Linked DNA regions of Homo sapiens: all the other regions are linked to region 2. A link is a contact called in ENCODE Hi-C or POLR2A ChIA-PET data. All regions are on one chromosome and are shown on one strand. The core of a region is the stretch at or near the end of the contact, and the rest is flanking DNA. Distances in the headings are between cores, read along the strand shown.

Evidence for each region. A loop is a pair of places that touch in the nucleus more often than their neighbours do. ChIA-PET counts read pairs that join two places held with the same protein, here RNA polymerase II (POLR2A). Pooled maps may share reads with other maps.
Region 1: a map of CD4-positive, alpha-beta T cell shows a loop between it and region 2 (1.9-fold over the local background). The contact joins the enhancer-like site here to the promoter of LRP11 in region 2. A Hi-C loop is called at or near these places in 5 of 168 maps with a recorded cell type or tissue (CD4-positive, alpha-beta T cell, CD8-positive, alpha-beta T cell, ascending aorta and 2 more) and 13 of 50 pooled maps. POLR2A ChIA-PET finds 5 or more read pairs at or near these places in 3 of 52 experiments (WTC11, activated CD4-positive, alpha-beta T cell and activated T-cell).
Region 3: a loop to region 2 is called in a map of naive thymus-derived CD4-positive, alpha-beta T cell, with 2.6 times the contacts of the local background. The contact joins the promoter of ULBP2 here to the promoter of LRP11 in region 2. A Hi-C loop is called at or near these places in 1 of 168 maps with a recorded cell type or tissue (naive thymus-derived CD4-positive, alpha-beta T cell), 1 of 37 single-sample maps with no recorded cell type and 7 of 50 pooled maps.

The regions. Positions count from the first base shown.
Region 1 is chr6:149,759,871-149,763,628 of GRCh38, forward strand. The region is part of intron 1 of PCMT1 (protein-L-isoaspartate (D-aspartate) O-methyltransferase); the gene reads left to right. Among named protein-coding and RNA genes, the nearest start is that of PCMT1, 12 kb to the left of the region's middle. Within about 2 kb of position 1,726, at least 3 of the 41 ENCODE cell types and tissues checked have a DNase peak (open chromatin) inside an H3K27ac peak, as active enhancers do.
Region 2 is chr6:149,862,032-149,865,640 of GRCh38, forward strand. It overlaps LRP11 (LDL receptor related protein 11), which reads right to left and starts at 2,328. Exons shown (of 7, transcript NM_032832.6): 1 at 1,377-2,328. The coding sequence starts at 1,989. It overlaps RAET1E-LRP11 (RAET1E-LRP11 readthrough), which reads right to left. Exons shown (of 15, transcript NR_182438.1): 8 at 3,185-3,313; 9 at 2,854-2,966. It overlaps RAET1E-AS1 (RAET1E antisense RNA 1), which reads left to right and starts at 1,467. Exons shown (of 2, transcript NR_045126.1): 1 at 1,467-2,351. RefSeq lists silencers at 1,333-1,482, 1,653-1,762, 1,903-1,962, 2,033-2,482 and an enhancer at 2,139-2,639.
Region 3 is chr6:149,940,596-149,944,343 of GRCh38, forward strand. It overlaps ULBP2 (UL16 binding protein 2), which reads left to right and starts at 1,419. Exons shown (of 5, transcript NM_025217.4): 1 at 1,419-1,562. The coding sequence starts at 1,478. RefSeq lists a silencer at 1,287-1,416.

The sequences.
Region 1 (3,758 bases), core at 476-2,975, 100 kb before region 2:
GCATTTTAGATCATATATCTTAGAATAATCACTGATTCTTTCAGACTGTCATCAGATTAACTCAGCAGTTCTTACAAATGCCTTTCATAGCCATCCCTTTCACCATATTTTCATTGATACCATCCCAGCCCAGGTTCGTAGTTGAAACTTACGAGTAACATACCTGGTGTCTGATTGGTTGTCATACTTTTCATTTTCCCTCCTTTCAGATCCAATCCATTCTACACATTATACTGATTTTTTCCTAGTGTACTGATTTCTGTTATGTCACTTTGCTGCTTAGGCTTCTTAATGCTTACTGTATCAGGTGTAAACACCTTTTGCTTACCTTTCCAGGCCTTTTTAGAGTCTTATATAGCTTACTCCCATGCTCCAACTCCAATCCTGTTCTGCAGGCTGGTCTTATTTGCCTCTTCATATGCCTTGTGCATGAGGGTACATTGTTCAGTTGCTATAAAAAAAGACCAAACCACAATACCTTAAACAAAATAAGTTTCTCTCTCCCATAGCAGTCCAAACAGTTCAAGACTAATATGGTGGTTCCATGGTGCTGAAGACCTAGACTCCTCTCTTGTTGCTCTGCTCTTTCCCTCATCTACAAGGTTAAAGATAGTTTACCTTCACCATTTCCCTCTTCCAGCCAATGGGGAGGTAAGCAGGAGAAAAAGGAAAACACCCATTCCTTTTAAGAGCATGATCTGGGCCAGGTGTAGTGGCTCATGCCTGTAATCCCAGCACTTTGGGAGGTCGAGGTGGGCGGATCACGAGGTCAGGAGATCGAGACCATCTTGGCTAACACTGTGAAACCCTGTCTCTACTAAAAATACAAAAAATAGCTGGGCATGGTGGTGCATGCCTATAGTCCCAGCTACTTGGGAGGCTGAGGCAGGACAATCGCTTGAACCAGGGAGTCGGAGGTTGCAGTGAGCCAAGATCGTACCACTGCACTCCAGCCTGGCACAGAGCAAGACTCCGTCTCAAAAAACAAACAAAACAAAAAGAGCATGTTCTGGAAGTTGTATCCATAATTTCTACGTATGTTCCATTGACAAGAACTTAATTGTAAGAGTTCACATAATCACAGGGAGACTAATTGGGAATGCACCCAAATAATTCTATCACTATATACTGGATTATAGAGGATGCAGGTAAAAAAGTGTGTGTGTGTGTGTGTGTGTGTGTGTATACACACATATATAAAACTGATATAACTATATGAAGGAAGGGGATAGGTTTGTGTTGTGTAAATACTCATCCATCTTGGCAGGAGGTCAGCAGATGATGTCTAAAGTAGATAAAACATGAAATACACACACACACACACATAAAATTTTATCACTATGAAAGTAAAGCAGTCCTTGCTGTATCTTGCTAATTGTAAGGGTGATGTGTGTGTGTGTGTGTGTGTGTACATATATATATACACATACATACTATCTATGATAGGAGAATTGAGAATATTAATTTTTAATCAAGTAATATATGTACATATTTAAAAGATACAGAATAAGATGAGCTTATAATGAAAAACAACATTCTTCGCCATTCCCAGACTCATTGCTTAGAGTGAACCACTTTTAACTGTTTTTGGTTCTTGTGATTATCTTCATATCTCTAAATCATATGCTTAAACTGATGTTTCATGTTTTATCTACTTTAGACATCATCTGCTGACCTCCTGCCAAGATGGATGAGTATTTACACAATACAAACCTATCCCCTTCCTTCATATAGTTATATCATAGTTTTTGGTTCCTCTTTTGTGGTTACCTTTGTAACTTTAAGTAATAGACTTTAACCTCTGTTTCTTGTTCCATAATTTATAAACTGACACTACCTCTTAACCCATCTACTTGGTAAGAAAGGGTATTAGGGAGTTCCCGCTCTCATTTCCTAATTGATTGACAGTTCTTTTACATTGTCAAAGTTGATAACATTTACATTTTGTTTTGAGCAGTAAATAAATCTTCTGCACCTTATTGTTGATTTCAAAAGTTGAAAATCAGTAGCCATCATTAATATTTATGACTGTATCCATACTTTGCTGAACGATGTAGTGTATTGAGTTTATTCCTTGCCCTTTGTTTCCTATATTACAGACCTTTCTGCTATTGAAGACTGTCAAATGTTTTTCCTTTGTTTTTTAATGCTTCATCAGTTGCTTTAAATCTTGCTACATTTTAGTTTTCCTTATATGTAAATCATAACTCTTGTATAGTGTTTTTGTTTTTTTTCCTGGAATTTGATTTATCCTCTGTGCCCGTTTTCACCCACGCTTCAAGTTGGGAAAAGAAACATATTTTTCTTACCATGACCCTAATTTTTTCAAGGTTTTTATTATTTGGCTGATAGCTTGGATTCTATTGTAGTCTCCTTTTTGAATCCTGTTTTCATTTGGATCAGTTGCATATTTGGACCAACATTAGCCATTATTATAATCATTTAATGAGGGTCTTTAGACCCTAGGGCGGCAAGCAGATCGGGTATGGGTGGCTCTCAAGCTGTTCTCTATTTCAGAAAAGCCTAATGGTAATTGCACATTTACCCCTAATTAGCCTGTACATGCAAAGTAAAACATCAAATTACTTTTCTGTTTGTTAGAAATATTTTAGAGTGCTGGTAATCTATGATATATATATATATCTATGATATATATATCTATGATATATATATCTATGATATATATATATCTATGATATATATATCTATGATATATATATCTATGATATATATATCTATGATATATATATATCTATGATATATATATATCTATGATATATATATGATATATATATCTATGATATATATATATCTATGATATATATATATCTATGATATATATATCTATGATATATATATCTATGATATATATATATCTATGATATATATACCTATGATATATATATACCTATGATATATATACCTATGATATATATATCTATGATAATCTATGATATATATGATATATATATCTATGATATATATCTATGATATATATATCTATGATATATATGTTATATATATCTATGATATATATCTATGATATATATATCTATGATATATATGATATATATATCTATGATATGTATATCTATGATATATATGATATATATATCTATGATATATATGATATATATATCTATGATATATATGATATATCTATGATATCTATGATATGTATATCTATGATATATATATCTATGATATGTATATCTATGATATATATGATATATATATCTATGATATGTATATCTATGATATATATGATATATATATCTATGATATATATCTATGATATCTATGATATATATCTATGATATCTATGATATATATATCTATGATATCTATGATATAAATATCTATGATATCTATGATATATATATCTATGATATCTATGATATAAATATCTATGATATCTATGATATATATATCTATGATATATATATCATAGATTACCAATGACAGAAAAATTATTTAATAGCTTAGTAAATATATAATAGTTTGGTTTAAGCATCTTTTAGAACATGGGATCCTGGGCAAAAATAAATAATAAGAAACTTGTGAAAATTTTGGAAACCACCCAGTAATGCCTAAAAAAGCTTTATTCTGAGACATGATGGGTTCAGCTTTTTAATAAATGGCTGATGGCATGCTATTAATAACAATTTAGAGTTTTTAGTAACTTCCATATGCCTTCATATCTGTAGAGCCAAAGAAGCTCACATAAATTTGATAGAAGTATATTATCGAGCTTGAAG
Region 2 (3,609 bases), core at 1,078-3,577:
AACAGCCGTGGTGGGCCTCAGAGATGCTGATGGGGGGTCCAAGTGAAAGTGCTGCCTGCCTCCACTTCAGAAGGAAAGCTATGGAGTCCTTCCCAGTGTTTGCCTCAAGGCCAAGCAGTCGCAGGGTGACCCTTTGATATCTGCTCCCCTGACAAGGATTCTGAGCCTCATCTAAGGTAGAGGTGGGGAGGGAGGCAGGATGTGATGGACACAGATTTCCAGACTCTTTCAATGGATCCACAGGTTTTGGAGAATCCACACTTCCAAAGGGGCTGAGCTCCGCCCCCATCTTGCTGATATCATTCGTGCTATTATAAATCAAACAGCAACAGGGCATGATTAAACACACGGAGCCTGACCACACGTGGGCACAATCAAGGTCTCTTATTCCCTCCGTGACATTCATGTCCAACCACTACCATTTTTGTGCCTCCTGTATGTGTCCTGATTCTCTCATTCAGAGCATCTACAAAAAGTCAAACCGTCGAATCAGCATCATTTTTAGTCCTTAAGAAACACGCTTTAAAGTTTCCTATTTTCTTTTCCTTTTTTTTTTTTTTTTTTTAAGATGGAGTTTCGCTCTTGTTGCCCAGGCTGGAGTGCAATGGCGCGATCTCGGCTCACTGCAACCTCCGCCTCCTAGGTTCAAGCGATTCTCCTGCCTCAGCCTCCCGAATAGCTGGGATTACAGGCGCATGCCACCAGCTCTGGCTAATTTTTGTATTTTTAGTAGAGATGGGGTTTCATCACATTGGTCAGGCAGGTCTCAAACTCCTGACCTCAGGTGATCCGCCCTCCTCGGCCTCCCAAAGTGCTGGGATTACAGGCATAAGCCACCACGCCCGGCCTTAAAGTTTCTTATTTTCAACGAAAATCAAGTCCCCTCTTTTCACTTTTTATAAAAGGGACCAGAAGTTTTCCTCCCATTTTTGTATGATGAAAGCCACCGCAGGCAAAGTCAGGAGAGCCACGTCAAGAAAAAGGAGTGGGTGTTACGAGAAGCCCGGCATCTAATTAGATTTTGCTCTTGCAATTACTTAACACAAACCATGCCTTATACAACCCATGAGACTAAAACAAACTTTTTTCTCTCAGCATTTCTCCCCTTTTAAGTCATATTTCCACGAATCCTCTCAGATCAGCCTTTCTCTTCAAGCCTAGAAAAATTCCAGTAGCACGTCACCGCGCCCGCCCGCCCGCTTCTGCCAAACTACTGGGCTTCCTCTTCCCTAAGACAGAGAAACCCATGCCAGAAACTCTTCTGGGTGCCCGCGGCTAAAATAACTTGGCACGAGTGTGTTTCGCTTCCAACTTGGCGAGGGCGCTGCGGGTCTCGAGCGCTCTGGCCAAGGCCGGCCCCTCAGTCGCGCGCTTACCCTGCCGGGGCGAGGCGCGCGCGGTGGCCAGGGCGGCGCCGTCCGGCGCGCGGCTGAGGCTGTAGCTGCTGTAGCCGCTGTGCAGCGCGAACTTGCAGACGTTGCGGCCGCGCGCCGTGCAGTTGAAGAGGTAGCAGCCGAGCACGGCTGCCGGGGGCGCGGGGCGCCGGGGCAGCTCCACCACGGCCACGGAGCAGCGCGGCTCGGAGCAGCAGGCCGCCACGCATTGCCGCCAGCCCCGCACGGCCGCCGGCGCCCGCAGGAAGCTGGCACCCGCCGCCAGGGAGTCCTTGGTGCGGATGATGGCGTCAGGCATTGCGCTGTAGCCGCCGCTGCCCGGGCCCGGGCAGTCCTCCTGGGGGCCGCCGCCCGCGCGCAGCTCCAGCTCCAGCTCCTCCTGAGGCCGCTCCTGCTGCAGTTGCCGGCGGAACTCCTCCAGCAGCTGCTCCACGCCCGACAGCTGCGCGTGCAGTTCGGACAGCGGCGCCGCGGGCGGCAAGGCCGCACGGCCGCTTGGCAGCCACAGGCAGAGCAGTAGCAGCCCGCGCAGCGCCCCGTGACGCGGCGGTAGCCGGCGCTGCGAGCCCGCGCTCTCCTGGGCGACGGAGGCCATGGCGACGAGAGCCAAGGGCAGCGAGCCGAGGCGGGGCTGAGCGCGGGAGGAAGGCGGGGACGCGGGCGAGCGCGGGCCCTGGGCCCCTCCTGCGCGGCCGCGGCTGGCTCTAGGCCCCGGCCTCACAGCGCGGCGCCCCCGAACCCGGCTGCTCCCCCGAGGTCGCGGGCGCCGGCGGGAACCGCAGTAGCGGGAGACATAGCCGGCCCAGCCGGGCACCGCTCCTTGCCCTCGCCGGAGACTGCCCAGCGCCCTGCGCCTCTCCGCCCCGGCCTGCGGCGCGCTGGGTGGCGACGAGTCGGCCTCGGCGTTGATCAGCACCAGGTGTGTGCGAACAGTGGCCGCGGCGGGGTGGAGCCTTGGTGAGCCCCGCCCCCCCGCGCGGCCCCGCCCCCGCGCGTCTCGCGCCGGCTCCTCCAGGGCTGGGAGAGCAGGCCCCGGGGAGGGCAGCCTCAGAACAACTTTGCTCCCGCGCCGCTGCCCAGCTAGGGCAGGGTTCATGTCTGGGCCCAGCAGGCTTTAGCAACCAACCACACCTGCCCAGGGCGCCTGCCCACAGGGGCTTGGCATTCGGGGGAATGGGGGCAGTGGGAAGGGAGGGCCTGTCTTCAAATCCTCGTGACCCCCGGGACTACTCCAGAGAGGGGGCACGCGCACCTAGGACCACCGTAGCGCGTCATCAGTCCTTCACCTCCAGCGTCCCTGACTTTCCGCATCATGTTCCCAAGATGTGCTTGGGTAGTACAAAGTGGGGCGGGGTTGGGGTGGCGGAGTCAGGGCCGGGAGGGGTGGGGATGGGAAGTACTGAAAGATGTTCAGTCTGTTTAAAAACACAAAAATCAAGCCTGGTGAGGTGGTACTCGCCTGTAAGTCCTGAGGCTGAGTTGGGAGGATGGCTTGGACCCAGGAGTTCGAGACTGCAATGAGCTGTGATCACACCACTGTACTCCAGCCTGGGGGACAGAACAAGACCCTGTCTTTAAAAATAAAAACAAAACCCATAAATAGCAGTCGTCACATGCACTCAGATTTCCACAAATATAACAAAAAATCTGAACACAGCCAACATGGGGACCTGGGAGTAATACAGCCTGTGACAGAGAGGCCTCTAGCGGTTATATCACGTAAAATCTCGGGAGTTGTGCTTTAAATGACATAAGGAATAAGAAAATGTCCAACCCAGTGGGGGCTTCACCTTGGCGTTCTAGACTTCTGTGAGCAGCATCTGCATCTTGTTTGTTTCTGAATCAGTTTCTGTTGATTCATTTTTCTCCTGATTGTGGATCGCATTTTCTTGCTTTTTAGCCTGTCCGGAAATTTTTGCCTGGATGCGCACATTGTAAATAGAACACTGTTAAGTGTCTGTATTTTTTAGGATTGAAAGAATAAATAATTGGTGGGAAAATATCAGTCTCTGCTATGTGTTTATTATCTCCAGAGTTGACATTTAGGAACCCATTGCTTGCAGATCCAGATCAGAGTAGGAGGTAAAATTAAAAGGTAGCAATAGAAAAGAAAGAAAAAAGCTCAATGTTACTTGCCATTCCATCAAAGGGAGAAATTATAAAGTTTTTGCAGGGGTATATTTGAGTGATTTTTGAGGCTAAAAGAAATGGCCTC
Region 3 (3,748 bases), core at 169-2,668, 78 kb after region 2:
TGCCACTGCACTCCAGACTGGTGACAGAGTAAGAGTCTGTCACACATGCTTACACACACAAATTAAATTGTGTGAGCAGTTGTCACACAGGGAGATCTGGATGCACTCACTGTGGACCCAGGTCTCAGCGAGCAGGAGGGTGTTCTGTATTGTGGGAACATGAGGGACACGCATGGGACCGGGCATTTGTGCCTAGCTTTGAAGGGTGGCTGGCCCTTTGCCCAGGGCGAAGAGGCCAGCAGAATGCACTAACAGTGGGGAACCACCAGGAACTTTCACTTGAACCTGCTCTGCTGAGCCCCCTGTGCCATCCGTGGACCTGGGCGAGGGAGGCTGCTGAACTGGGAGCTCAGGGCCCATCTCTCTGAGGAGCTTTCTAAATCAGCAAGTGTGTCACAGGTTGAGATTTTAGGAACGGGGTCCTCCATGTTGTCCTCGATTTTAATAAGTAGACTCTTTTGGCCAATCTGCATTGGGCAGAGCAGGAACAAGACATAATTTTTTAATATATATTTTTAAAGCTGTTTAATTTTGGTAAAAACATAGAAGATAAAATTTACCATCTTGACCAGTTGTTTAGTGCACAATATGTTGTTTTAAACCTCTGGAACCCTGCCTGCTGCTCCTGTAATAAAACCTAGCCCGGGCCAGGCGCGGTGGCTAACGCCTGTAATCCCAGCACTTTGGGAGGCCGAGACGGGTGGATCACCTAAGGTCATGAGTTTGAGACCAGCCTGGCCAACAAGATGAAACCCCATCTCTACCAAAAATACAAACAATTCGCCGGGCGTGGTGGAGGGCGTCTGTAATCCCAGCTACTCCGGAAGCTGAGGCCAGAGAATCCCTTGAACCCGGGAAGCGGCGATTGCGGTGAGCCGAGATCACGCCACTGCACTCCAGCCTGGGCAACAAGAGCGAAACTCCGTCTCTAAATAAATAAATAAATAAATAAATAAATAATAAAACCTAGCCCGGACTGTAATCACGTCCACTGGGAACTGGCGCAGTAGTGGAGGGGACGCGATCAGGCCCGTGGCTGCGCCCAGAGCATGATAAGCCAGGGACCTCGCGGCGCAGGCGGAGGGAGGGAGAGCGTCGCGGACCCAGGCGGGGACAGGGAGACGCCGCCGCCGCTGAATATTCCTCTGCAAGTTTCTTCACCTTCAATAAAAAAATGTTGTGATGATTAAATGAGTCTGTCGTGGAAGGAACCGTGTCTTGGCAGGAGCCGGGCGGACACCCAGACACCAACCCGAAGGGGGTTGGGACAAAGGGGAGGGACGCCCGGGAAGGGGAGGGACACCGTCAGGGCAGCCAATCATATTTCTAGCCGCGTGACGCTATGACCCGCTTGACGCTATGACAGCGGGAAACGGGGGGCGCGCCCGTACATAGGGAGGCTTTAAAACCTTGAGGTGATTCATCTTCCAGGCTCTCCTTCCATCAAGTCTCTCATCCCTAGCGCTCTGGGTCCTTAATGGCAGCAGCCGCCGCTACCAAGATCCTTCTGTGCCTCCCGCTTCTGCTCCTGCTGTCCGGCTGGTCCCGGGCTGGGCGAGCCGGTGAGTTCGTGGATGGAGCCTAAGCCGGGCGGGGACCAAGCCTGGAGGGCTGTGAACTGCCGCGGGTTTCAGAGGAGGGGAGGCTTCTAGAAGGACGGGGGAGATCTCCCCTAACTGCGCCCCCGTTCAGTTCCGGTCGGCGGCTCCTTCCTGCTGGGTGCAGTCCCCGAGGCTGCTTCTTGCCCGGGAAGAGGCGAAAAGGAGCGGGGTGGAAAGGAGGCTGGCAGGAGGGTGGAGGGGCCGGAGGGCTGCAGAGAGCGAGGTGGGGCGGGGATCCCTGGTGCAGCCTGGCAGTCCCACCCGCCCTCGGGAAGGAAAAACCAGAGCCCCCGGAACCGGAGCTGGGGACAGGACAGGGGTGAAGCGGGATTCCACAGGGACGCGATCACAGACACCCCCACCAGCCACAGGCCTGCTCTGCTCTCACCCGCTCTCCACCACACAAACCCTCCAGCGCCCCCAGGGCTGCGTGCCCTTGAATTTTTCCCTGCACTTTCCTGTAGACACTCACCTGCACCCAGGGGCTCAGCAGACAACCGCCACCCCTCCCCTCACCATCCACTGCCACCACCCAGGTCACGTCCTCTTACTGCCCACCTCAGCCCAGCTGGTCACCCCAGAGGTCTCCCCATCCATGAAGGGGACCTCACCACCTCCTACACCACGTCGCACCTTCTGCCTCTTGCCTGAGGACACACCCCAGCAAACACACCCCAAGCTCCCCTCAGAACCTGTGCAGGGGGGATGGGAAGCACCATTTCCTCCAGGATGACCCTGGGAACTCTGGTGAGTAGAGGCACCCACTTCTGCCCTTGGGGCCCAGACCGCCTGTTCTTCCTACGGGGGTGTCAGCGTCATAGAGAATAGTCACTGTGTAGACAGGGGTCAGCAAACTCTTTCTAGAAAGGGAGGAAGGATGCCCTGTGATCTTTGCAGGCCGTGGGTTCTCCGTCTCAGTGTCCAGTCCTGTCCCTTTGTAGAGCAACAGCAGGCAATGGCAACCTTCAAATAGGGGGGACCAGATTTGGACCCTGTCCTAGGTTGCTGATCCCAGATCAGGGGATTACAATGTCCCAGTGAATAGTGCCCCATCCCCTATGGTGTCATCTCCAAGTGATGTCTCTGATGTCAGTTGGAGAGTAGAAGGTGGTCCTACCTTGTCTGTGGCTTCTGGGTGGTGTGGATGTGATGGGAGTGGGGGTCCCATAGTTGGGGGCTTATTCTCCCCTCCTTTGTGCTGAGTGGCATCCACGGGGACCATCAGGTACCCTCCCTGAAGCCTCAGGTGTGAGCTGAGGGTGAGGGGGTGCAGCCACGTGGTGTCCTGGGGATCGGGTCCAACTGCTTGTGCAGCTTCTTGGTTCCCGGTGGCCCTGCTCCTGCCCATCCCAGAAGAACCACCTGCGTCTTCTCACTGCTGGGCCTAACTTCCTAATGACCTAGAGGGTGAGGAGCCCACCAGTAATGGGCAGCTCTGAGGCCTTCAGCAATAGGCATCCCTAAGCTTCATTCCATTCTGGTGCCTTGTCATGGGCCTTCTTTATATGCATGGCAAAAGGCCCCATCTCTGCCAAGGTGCAGTACTCTACAGGAGCCACTGCTTAATGTTGCGATTTCCTTGCTGTGAGTGGCATTGCCTTGTCTCTGAATATTCACATGGAATCTCTGTTGTGATTCTCCAATTAGACATTGTGACCACATGTACCTCTAGGGTCTTAGGGGGTCTTGGGTCATTGGGCACTTAAGGTAGGTCCAGCCTCGCTCATCATGCATGGATTGTCTATGGCTGCTTTTGAACTTCAACAGCAGAGTTGAGTAGTTACAATGGAGAATATATTCCCTGCACACCTTTACATGTTTACAAAATTGCCCTTCACAGCAAACTCTACTGGCCATAAATATCTTTGGAGAAGGCCACAAGGACTCACTGTCCTGGCTGCAGGGTTAAAGGGTCCTTCCTCACTAGAAACTGGTGTCTTCTTCTAGTCATGGGTTCAGGGTCTGAGAAGTGGCTTCATTCTGCAAATTAGGCAAAGCAGCCTCGTTCTTGATGGACTGGCTACTTTCAGCCTCCTGATTTGGTTTATCTCTGTTTCTTGTAATTATTTAAATCCAGCAGTATCTGGGGTGGGTTTGCATCTCTTTTGGACCTTGGACCCCTTTGTTCTATGAGCCATGGGCATAAC